2 separate regions of the Homo sapiens genome follow, and region 1 is linked to region 2. A link is a loop called in an ENCODE intact Hi-C map of the cell type or tissue named here. Cell type or tissue: Calu3. All regions are shown on one strand. Links, peaks and the distances in the headings refer to the core of each region. The heading gives the core; the rest is flanking DNA. Region 1 overlaps VPS35L (VPS35 endosomal protein sorting factor like). Region 2 overlaps IQCK (IQ motif containing K).

Region 1 (5,337 bases), core at 1-5,000, 53 kb before region 2:
CTTGAATCTCTGGCTTCCCTTCTTCCTCCTCTTTCCTGTTTTTCTCTTCCACTGCTTGTCTCTGATTCTGGTCGGAGAAATGCTTCTGCTTTTAAGGGCTCCAGTGATTCGAGGGCCCACTCAGGTCATCTAAGATATGCTCCCTACCTTAATTCCATCTGCAGTCTCTCCACAGCAGCACCGGGATTCATGTTTGAATAACGGGAAGGAATGCTGGGGGACACCTCTAGAATTCTATCATGGGCGGTTAGGAGTGTACCTGCCACGGAGCTGTCATGAAGGTTAAATCACGCGAGTTGTATAAAGCACAGAGCAGAATCCCTGGCACACTCTTAAGGGCTCTTACACGCATTCACTGTCAGGGAGCAGACATGAGACTCTTGGCAGCACTGATGTTGTGCAGATGTGGGATCTGCCGTGGCCCCATGGGCTTCCTGAACAGCAGGTACCCACCTGTTGATGTGGCTTTTCCAGGGGCCTTCGTTTACCTTGGGGAAGTTGTATCCTCTCTCCTGGGCCTGGTGTTGCATTCTGGAGATTTATTTTCCCTTTTGTCTTTATCACTCAAAGCTGGAGTTCAGGTTCGGTCTGCCGTGACACTGTGGTTAGACTTTTTTTGGCAAGATACCTCTCACATCAGATGATTGAGCAAGAAAGGAAAGATCTGATGTCAGCGTGTAAAGGCTGGATATGGGCACCAAGGATTGGGGAGCTCAGTTCGGGAGATGTGTTTTGGTCTTTATTACCGGCAGCCCAGGGGCAGGAATACTGACTGCAGCTTTGGGTAGTTTGAGGACACATCTGAAAGAGGTGAGCTGAAGCCTTTCAGTTTTCAGCTGTACTTGCATTAAAGCAAGGCTTGTCCCTGCTGGGGTACCCTTCATTCCTCGACCTCACTGACTGGTGAGTTTCTTCCATTTCATGAGTAATGACCATCTGTGGGCACAGAGCTTCGTCATCTTACTGAATCCCCGCCCTTTGCAGGGGTGACCTTACTGTCACTTACAGATGAAGCAGCTGGGACTTTGGGAGGTTCAGCAGCTTGCCCTACAGCAAATACATGGCAGAGCTGGCACTGGAACTCAGGCATGACCTACCCCAGAGTCAGCACTGTCCACAGCATCTCTGCGGGGCACGGCCTGAGCCCCAGTGCAAGGCAGTAACCTCCCTTTTCTGTTTCAGGCCCTGAAGCGCCAGAGCTCGTTGGGCCTTTCCTTCTTTAACAGCATCTTGGCCCATGGGGACCTACGCAACAACAAGCTCAACCAGCTCTCCGTCAACCTGTGGCACCTGGCACAGAGGCACGGCTGTGCAGACACCAGGACCATGGTGAGGCGCTCGGAGGGCCCCGTGGTATAAGCCCACTGGCCAGTGCACAACCACCCTCAACACAGCATTGTGGCCTGGACATCAGACAGACAACCCCATACTCCCCTTTTAGAAAAGCACTTGGTCCATTTCTACTGGATCACTTCCTAGCAGTAAAAAGCAGAGCTGGCCAGGTGTGGCAGCTCATGCCTATAATCCCAGCACTTTGGGAGGCTGAGACAGGAGGATCGCTTGAGGCTAAGGGTTTGACACCAGCCTGGGCAACATAGTGAGACCAGGTCTCTACAAAAAATAAAAAATTAGCCGGCCATGGTGGTGCACATGTGTAGTCCCAGCTACTCGGGAGGCTGAAGAGGGAGGATGGCTTGAGCCCAGGAGTTCGAGGCTGCAGTGAGCTATGATCACACCGCTGCACTCCAGCCTGGGTGATAGAGCAGGACCTTGTCTCCAAAACAAAGAACAAAAGCATAGCCTTAAAAGTCTATTCCCTCTGAATAGGAACCATACATACAAAACATCAGTCATTTCTGGTCACGTCCAAATCTGATTTTTAGGGCAAGCTGCAATCCAAGAAGTTGAAGACTTTGATTTCTTCCCTCCTCTCATCCCTCAAAAAACTCACTCTTCTCTGCTAAGAAATCTAAGCTCACATAATGGCTGATTCATTAGAGCCTTGGGCTCCAAGGATAATGAACCAGAAAGGAGATGGATCTTTCTTTTTCCTCATAGGTGAAAACGCTAGAATACATCAAGAAGCAAAGCAAACAACCAGACATGACTCATCTGACGGAGCTGGCCCTCAGACTCCCTCTGCAAACAAGGACCTGACCCCCGGGCCCATCCCCAGGCTCAGGGACTCTGGTGCCAAATCCAGAAAGATCTGCTCTGCTGCCCTGAACTCTTACGGCAATTTAGGTTTCTCATTTTTCTTTTCTTTTTACATATGTACAAATTGTTTTAAGCTTTGGCCTCTATCCAGGTTATTCTGACAATGAAGAAATGGGAGTTGTCAGAGCATTAAAATGCAATCTTCACTAAGAAGCAGTCTCTGTGTTGTCTTTGCACAAGTGGCCTTCGGTCTACTCAGCCCGATCTGATGGGCCTTTTTAGCAAGAGAGAAACAAGAATGCAAGTAACATCTTTCTTCTCTGGAAGGTGTTTGTTTTTTCATAGTTTAGAAATAAGGACTTTAAAAGTGGACTGCTTTTCAAAGTGCCACTGTTCCAGACCCATTCCATTCCAGACTTTGTACCTTAAAGTTAGAGCACACCCAAAGTCTGGAACTGTGTTACCTGAACCCCTATGGAGGATTTATAAAAGGCAGAAATAGCACTCCATTAACTCTTTTTCCTATCAAAAGCAGCTCTTGATTGGACTTAGAATCTGTGTTGGTGGATCAAAGGAGAAAGCGAGGTCAAATTTGAGATTCTCTGTGGCTTCAGTATACAGTAACTGAATAAATGTCCTGAAGGAGCATTTATGTTCATGACTGTTCATTTAATTACTTCTGACTGTCTTCCTCCAGAAGAGAAAGACCGTGTCTAAATATATTATCCTGGTTTGTTTTGCAGCCACAATTCTAAACAGCATGTGATTCTGTCTGCTTTTCTTCCAACAGTTTGGTGGAACCTGATTCTTCTATTACGGCTGGTGAGCTTGCACCGACATTTCATTTTGAATCAGTAAAAACATTCATACTGATGGGTGATTCATCATCTCAGCCACTGCCATTATGAAAATGCATCCACACTGTGGATTAAAAATGCCCCAAACTATTGTGCTTCTACAAGATCCACACTGGAACTGGACATAGATTACATTTCATCTTTACTCTGAGAAATACAAGACTACAGTTGAACACTCAGTTAACCTCAGACAGTAAAAGGGGCTAAAAAATTTTTTTAAATCAATTTATTGGCCGGGCACGGTGATTCACGCCTGTAATCCCAGCACTTTGGGAGGCTGAGGCAGGCAGATCACCTGAGGTCAGGAATTCGAGACCAGCCTGGCCAACATGGTGAAACCCCGTCTCTACTAACAATACAAAAATTAGCCAGGCGTGGTGGCACACACCTGTAATCCCAGCTACTTGGGAGGCTGAGGCAGGAGAATCGCTTGAACCCAGGAGGCGGAGGTTGCAGTGAGCCGAGATTGCGTCACTGCACTCCAGCCTGAGTGACAAGAGCAAAATATCATCTCATCTCAAAAAAAATTAAAGGACAGCAGACACTAATGAATGCTTCTTTCCCTCCCCTCTACTAAATCATACAGAAACTCAGACAGCATTGTGGGGTGGCTCAGATACTCCCAAGTGGCCTTTATTTCACAAAATTCTGTTTTTTTTTCTTTTTTTTGAGACAGTTTCACTCTTGTTGCCCAGGCTGGAGTACAATGGCGTGATCTCGGCTCACCCCAACCTCCGCCTCCCGAGTCTAAGCAATTCTCCTGCCTCAGCCTCCTGAGTAGCTGGGATAACAGGAGTGCGCCACCACACCCAGCTAATTTTGTATTTTTAGTAGAGATGGGGTTTCTCCATGTTGGTCAGGCTGGTCTAGAACTCCTGACCTCAGGTGATCCGCCGCCTCGGCCTCCCAAAGTGCTGGGATTACAGGCGTAAGCCACCGCACCTGGCCCACAGAAGTATTTTCATTAAAATTATTTTATCTACTTTTACTGTGTGATGCTATAAAATGAAAAACAATTGGCAAATTCACAAATTATGTTCTTCAAGTCATTTCTTCTCCTCTGAGGCTGAACGTGGTGGGCAGCATTAGTTCCCAAGCCTAGGCCAGTGAATTCTTACCGCTCTCACATTACACCTGAACTTGGACTTTCACATGAGGTCGGGCACCCATTATATCAAAGGTGCTTCTGAATCCTGTCATGTGGCCCAGGCAGAGGCTTAGATTTTATATGTCCTTGTGTGTGCAGTTTCCCCCAGCCCTTTACTGAATCAATAAGCCGGTCTCTGAAAACACTGGTCTATGTGAGATGAAGTCTATCATTAGCAAGGATGGAGCAATAAGATGTCAGCCAGAATTGTAGAAAATAAAAATGATGGGGCCTGGGTGCGGTGGCTCATGCCTGTAATACCAACACTTTGGGAGGCTGAGGTAGGTGGATCATGAGGCCAAGAGATCAAGACCATCCTGGCCAACATGGTGAAACTCCATCTCTACTAAAAATACAAAAAAAAATTAGCTGGGTGTGGTGGTGCTCACCTGTAATCCCAGCTTCTCAGGAGGCTGAGGCAGGAGAATCGCTTGAACCCTGGAGGTGGAGGTTGCAGTGAGCTGAGATCACGCCTCTGCACTCCAGCCTGGGCGTGGAGTGAGAGTGAGACTGTCTCAAAAAAAAAAAAAGAAAGAAAAACAAAACCATGGCAACTTCCACATGAGACTTACTTACATTAGGTCTTCTATTGTTACTTTAACAAATTGCCACAATTGTAGCGGCTTAAAACATAATGTTGTCATCTGACGGTTCTATAGGTCTTAAGTCCGCCTGGTCTCACTGAGCTAAAATTAAGGCATCAGCAGGGCTACGCTCCTTCTGGGAGGCTCTAGGGGAGAATCTACTTCCTTGCCTTTTCCAGCTTCTAGACAGCACACACATTCCTTGGCTTCTGACCCTTCCCTTCCCATCTTCAAAACCAGCAGTGTCTAGTCAAGTCTTTCTTAAGTCTCTTTGATGTGGACTCTTTTTTGCCTTCCTCTTCCACATTTAGGGATCTTTGTGATTCCTCCGGCCCACCCAGAAACACGGGATCCTCTTCCTGTTTTAAGGTCAGCTGATTAGCAAACTTAATTCCCTTTTGTTTCGTAACCTAACAAATACACAGGTTCTGAGGAGATGTGGTAGGAAGGGGTGTTATTCTGCCAACTTCTTTTGTGAGGACTGTGTCTATTTGGCAAATTTTTTTTTTTTTTTGGAATGGGGTCTTGCTCTGTCACCCAGGCTGGAACACAGTGGTGCAATCATGGCTCACTGCAGCCGTGATGGAGGGTG
Region 2 (5,376 bases), core at 62-5,061:
AGTTGGGGTCCAGGTAGGCAATGAGAGAAAGAATAAATTCTGTTTTAGGCAGGAGTAGCGAGATGGATCAGGACAGGTGTGTCATCAAGCCTCTGCCAGTAGCTTCCTTTAACAAAGAGCTTGGCATGCCTTCTCCAAGCAGAGAGCAGGCCTTGAAGGGAGTGCTCCAGATCCCTTGGTTTCTCGGAGGCATGGCTTTGAAGCTAGGTGTGCAAATAATTTTGATCCTGAGATCAAAATCTGTGGGAGTAGAGTTTGTACAAAGACTTGCCTTCTCCTTATTGAATCTGCATTGCCATTGACCTTTCTGATCTTCCGATTATAGTTATAGCTGCCTTCCTGAGTGCCCCTGGGCTGGCCACACTCTACAAGAGTTGGAAGGGGAAAAGGTTGTAAGGCAGGAAATCAACTGTGCAATTGTTAAAATAGAACTTCAACAGTGTTTTTAGACTGAAGTCTAGTTAAAAGGCCACAGTACCATTCCTGCTCTACCGTGACCTGCATTGCATTCCACTGGAACAAATTAAGTCTGAGATGTGTAAATAGCATTATGAAGATTAAACCTTACAGTTAGGTTGATATTCTTAAGGAATTCCATGACATTCAGCCCTGCCTTTGGATTAGCTTAATTGGAACACGAGCGATCAGAATTTAATTAGAATTTAATTGAACTGCTATATTAAACAGAGCTGGCTCAGTGGCTACATTGCAAACTTCACTTGGAAATTCTTTCTGATGCATCTCTGAAAATATTTTGAACACTCAGAGTAAAGTTAATCATTTTTACTGTAAGCATTTTTTGATAAAAGGCTTATATTGTTAGCAGTAAAAAGTAGTGGAAACTCAAATGAGTTTGTTTCAGCTGGGGAGTATTAAGTATGCAGAGCTAAGATTTCCTTATTTGCTGGAGTTAACTCTTTGAGGGCAGGTCCTGAACATGGCAGAAAACCCCATTCAAACTGTCCTAAGTAGAAAGGGATTGTTTTCTTTCTTTCTTTATATATTACTTATTTATTTTTTGAGATAGGGTCTCACTCTGCTGCCCAGGCTGGAGTCAGATCATAGCTCACTGCAGCCTCAATCTACCCCAGCTCTAACGATCCTCCCACCTCAGCCTCCTGAGTAGCTGGGACTATAGGCATACATGCCACCATGCCTGGCTAGTTTTTGTATTTTTTGTAGAGATGGGGCTTTGCCATGTTGGCCAGGCTGGTCTCGAATTTCTCAGCTCAAATGATCCACTTGCCTCAGCCTCCCAAAGTGTTGCGATTACAGGTATGAGCCATCGTGCCCGGACCTTTTAAAAAATGTAGACAAGAGGCCCACAGGGAGATCTTCCAGCACAGCTTGATCTGGTGACCCAGATGATGTCTCCATGACTGTTCTCTCTCTTCTTCTCTTGACTGCTTCGTCTGGGTTGGCTCCACCCTCAAATGAGCCCTCATTTTGTGGCACCAGCCTATGTCCTATAAGGCTCAAGTGTAGCAGAGAGAGAGAGAGAGAGAGAGTCTCTCCCAGAGTTTCTCTCTAATTGAGCCAACTCGGGTCAATTGTCTGAGTAATTTGGGCTGGGCATAGTGTCTCATGCCTGTAATCCCAGACATTTCGAGATGCCAAGGCAGAAGAATTGCTTGAACCCAGGAGACCAGCCTGGGCAACATAGCAAAACCCCTATCTCTACAAAAAAAAAAAAAAATTTTTGAAAATTACCTGAGCATTACAGGTGGCATGTGCCTGTAGTCCTAGCTACTCAGGAAGCTGAGGCAGGAAGATCCCTTGAGCCTAGGAATTCAAGGCTGCAGTGAACTATGATCATGCCATTACACTCCAGCCTAGGTGACAGAGCAAGACCTTGTCTCTAAAAATAAAATAAATAAATAAATAAACATACCTGCTTTGGAATAGGTCCTTGGAACTAGGGGAATTGTGATTTAGTGGCCTGTTAGGCATCCAAAGCCCATAGTTTTTGCTGGGGAAAGATGGATTCCTGAAAGGAACTCAGGGTGCTGTTACCAAAATAAGATGGAAGGGATACTGAGCACGTATCTTGGTTAGGGTGCATTATGTTGCAACTAGCAGGAAACTGACTTAAATAATACAGAGGATTTATTGGCTCAGGAAACTAGAAGGCCCCAAGGTAGAGAGGGAAGGCTTCAGGGTTGGTTTGATTCAGGAACTCTGTGATATAACTGAGGAGGACTTGGTTCTCTCCTGCCTCTCTGCTTGGCCTCTAGCAGAGTCAGCTTTATCCCGGGCTGGCTTCCTTTGGATTGGCAAAACAGCTGCGACCACTGCCTCGGCTTTGTATCCACCTACTACATCAAACAGAAGGGGGACAACAAACTCTTTCAGGAAAGCAAAGGAAATTAACTTCCCAGAAGCTCCAGCACACCTCCCCTGACATCTCATCACTCTGAAGTGGGTCACATGCCCATTCCTGATTCAGTGCATCCCTTTGGCCAGGATAAATGTGGACCAGATTGGCTCAGGTCTAGGTGGGGTGAGGTGGGATTATCTCACCTGCCTTATCAGGGTTCACACCTGGAGCTGAGACGGAGTTAACCATCTGCACCTACTGTCACTTACTACCCAGGTCAGGAGCTGCAGGGTGGCAGTTTGGGGGCATTTAATAACCACACTGGGGCCGTGCCTTACTCATTTTCTTTATCTCTTGTGTTTAACACAGGGCGTGCACACAGTAAGTAAATGTTTGTTGAACAGAGTCAGACTGGAACAATGCACTTTGCTTAATTTGGAAAGAAATCAGTTTTGTGCATGAGTAAAACGATGGCTGAAAATAAATTTTATGTCAGCTTTAAATATGGATTAAATGTGGACTCTGGGTAGAGGCCATAAGACCGCCTCTTCTCCTATCTTACTCCATGTAACGTAAAATTTTCCCTTTCGGCTTTTGGTTGCTTATCAAATTCCATTACAGTGAAGACTATTGTAGACCATAGTTGGTATCAGGAAACTGTTTCTAACTCCTGACAAGTTCTTTGATGATCTCACGACACAAAAATTTGCTACTACGAATAATTCTGTAAAATTACAGAATTTTTTTCTCTTTCTTTTTTTTTTCTTTTTACATTCCTTGCCCATCTCATAGTCATTCATTGTAGTTATTTTCCTTCTTATAATTAAAAACCTGAATATCCTTTTAAAAGTACAAGGGCTTTGGTCAGTGAGGGAAGAAACTCTATTTCCTGGTCTTGACCAATAAGGAAAATTAGTAATACCATCAGCTTTTGTTCGAAAAAATTTCTAAGGAGTGGAAACAATAGATTCTGGCAGGAAAGGTGTGGTAGAATTATTTTAGCATGATCCCTTTTCAGCCAAAACACTTTCTGAAATGACCCTGTGGCCTGGGCTGGAGGTCTTGGTCAATGTTATTAGTGCATTTTTTGAACTTCTTTAGAGAAGTATTATTTTTCTCTAATGAAATGCCTTCTCAATGGAAAAAAAAATGTGAATACCTGTTTGCAGTTTGCTATAAATATTTTGGCATCTGGTTATAGGCCAAGTGTATGCTTATTTCTGGGATCATAGTTACGGATGGTTTCATCGTGTATGGGAATTATCGGGTATCTGGAAATGTATTGTGGAAAATACGTGGGAAAGGAGGCTGTGATGTTCTATGTGTATGCCACATCCACAGTCCTTAACTGCTGTTCTTTGTCCCTATTTTATCCATGTCTCCATCACCCTGAATACAAGTGATTGAACCAGGAATATGGATCAGGCCCTTGGGCAGCCACTCTTAGATGGCAAATGACTGTGAAATGGTCCACCCAACAGAGATGGTCTCTCTTGGGAGTATCCAACTAGTCCTATCAGATTCTCCCATCTGGGGAGGTGGGATGTCACACTGCAGAGAGAACAGGCAGACTGTAGCGTAGGGAGAGGGGGACACCTAGAGACAACCTTAAAGGCAGAGAAAGGAGGACAGAGAATCAATTAGGAGAGAACAGCAGAGAAAGCAACAGCAAGCAATGAAAGGAGCCATGGCCAAGGAGCTGAGCTCCACATAACTAGAACCGGAACCAGAACCGTTGTTGGATGACTGTAGCCTCACCTGTGCCCTGAACAGCCATAAGCAATGGTCCAGGTCTTCCTGAGACCTGGCTCTGCCACCAGCCAGAGAGATTCTCATTTTCCCCACCATTTCTTTTACCTTTACTGTGTCACTCCCTGTGGTAGAAGAGATTATACTTCAGAAATATTTTTGGCCTCTCCCTAATGGAGGTTTGACCATGTGACTGACTGCTTTGGTCAGCAAAATGGATGGGCATGACATATATCATTTCCAAACACATGCTGAAAGAGTCAAAACAGGCCAAGCCCAGTGGCTCACACCTGTAATGCCAGCACTTTGGGAGGCCGAGGCTGGAGGATCACTAGAGCTCAGGAGTTCAAGACCAGCCCAAGCAACATAGCAAGACCTTGTCTTTACTAAAATTCAAAAAAATTAGCTGGGCCTGGTGTTGCATACCTGTAGTCCCAGCTACCTGGGGGGCTGAGGCAGGAGGATCACTTGAATCTGGGAAGTTGAGGCTGCAGTGAGCCTTGATTGTGCCACTGCACTCCAGCCTGGGTGATAGTGTCTCAATCAATCAATCAATCGGCAAAGCATAGTTCACCATATTCTTTTGATTGGCCATAAGAGCTGGTGATATTTGAGATACAGGCTGCTCTGTCAGCCTGAGTCCTAGAGTAAAGACAGCATGGAGCAGAGAGCCACAGCTGATTGAAATGTTCATGTAACATGAGTGAAAAATAAACCATTGACAAGATAAGCCACTGAGACTTGAAGTTTAGTTATTATCACAGCAAAATCGAGCCGAATATGACTAAACAAACAAACAAGCCCAGTAACTGAGGTACTATGATCTGAATGTCTATATCTTCCCCCCAGATTCATATGTTAATCTCATCTCCAGTGTGATGATATTAGATGGTAGAGCCTTTGGGAGGTGATTAGGCCATCAGGGTGGAGGCTTTATGAGTGAGATTCGTGTCCTTATAAAAGAGGCTCCATGGCCGGGCGCAGTGGCTCACGCCTGTAATCCCAGCACTTTGGGAGGCCGAGGCCAGCGGATCATGAGGTCAGGAGATGGTCACGAGGTCAGGACCATCCTGGCTAACACAGTGAAACCCCATCTCTACTAAAACTACAAAAAATTAGCCGGGCGTGGTGGCATATGCCTGTAGTCCCAGCTACTTGGGAGGCTGAGGCAGGAGAATGGCGTGAACCCGGGAGGCAGAGCTTGCAGTGAGCTGAGATCGCGCCACTGCACTCCAGCCTGGACAACAGAGCAAGGCTCCATGTCAAAAAAAAAAAAAAAAAAGAAAGAGGCTCCAGACAGCTGCCTTGTC

Evidence for each region. Peaks named below come from ENCODE experiments on the same cell type or tissue, not always from the same donor. Only the 100,000 strongest peaks of a DNase experiment are listed, where the experiment ranks them.
Region 1: it touches region 2 in a loop (2.5-fold over the local background); 14 of 110 quality-filtered maps call a loop at or near these places.

What each region holds. Positions count from the first base shown.
Region 1 is chr16:19,698,320-19,703,656 of GRCh38, forward strand. It overlaps VPS35L (VPS35 endosomal protein sorting factor like), which reads left to right. Exons shown (of 31, transcript NM_020314.7): 30 at 1,183-1,329; 31 at 2,059-2,844. The coding sequence ends at 2,157. It overlaps KNOP1 (lysine rich nucleolar protein 1), which reads right to left. Exons shown (of 5, transcript NM_001012991.3): 5 at 3,618-5,337. Among named protein-coding and RNA genes, the nearest start is that of KNOP1, 17 kb to the right of the region's middle. RefSeq lists enhancers at 462-1,117, 1,118-1,772. In Calu3, for the core only: no CTCF peak of the experiment used is centred there; a DNase peak (open chromatin) is centred at 2,142.
Region 2 is chr16:19,751,567-19,756,942 of GRCh38, forward strand. The region is part of intron 4 of IQCK (IQ motif containing K); the gene reads left to right. Among named protein-coding and RNA genes, the nearest start is that of IQCK-AS1, 12 kb to the right of the region's middle. In Calu3, for the core only: no CTCF peak of the experiment used is centred there; a DNase peak (open chromatin) is centred at 2,565.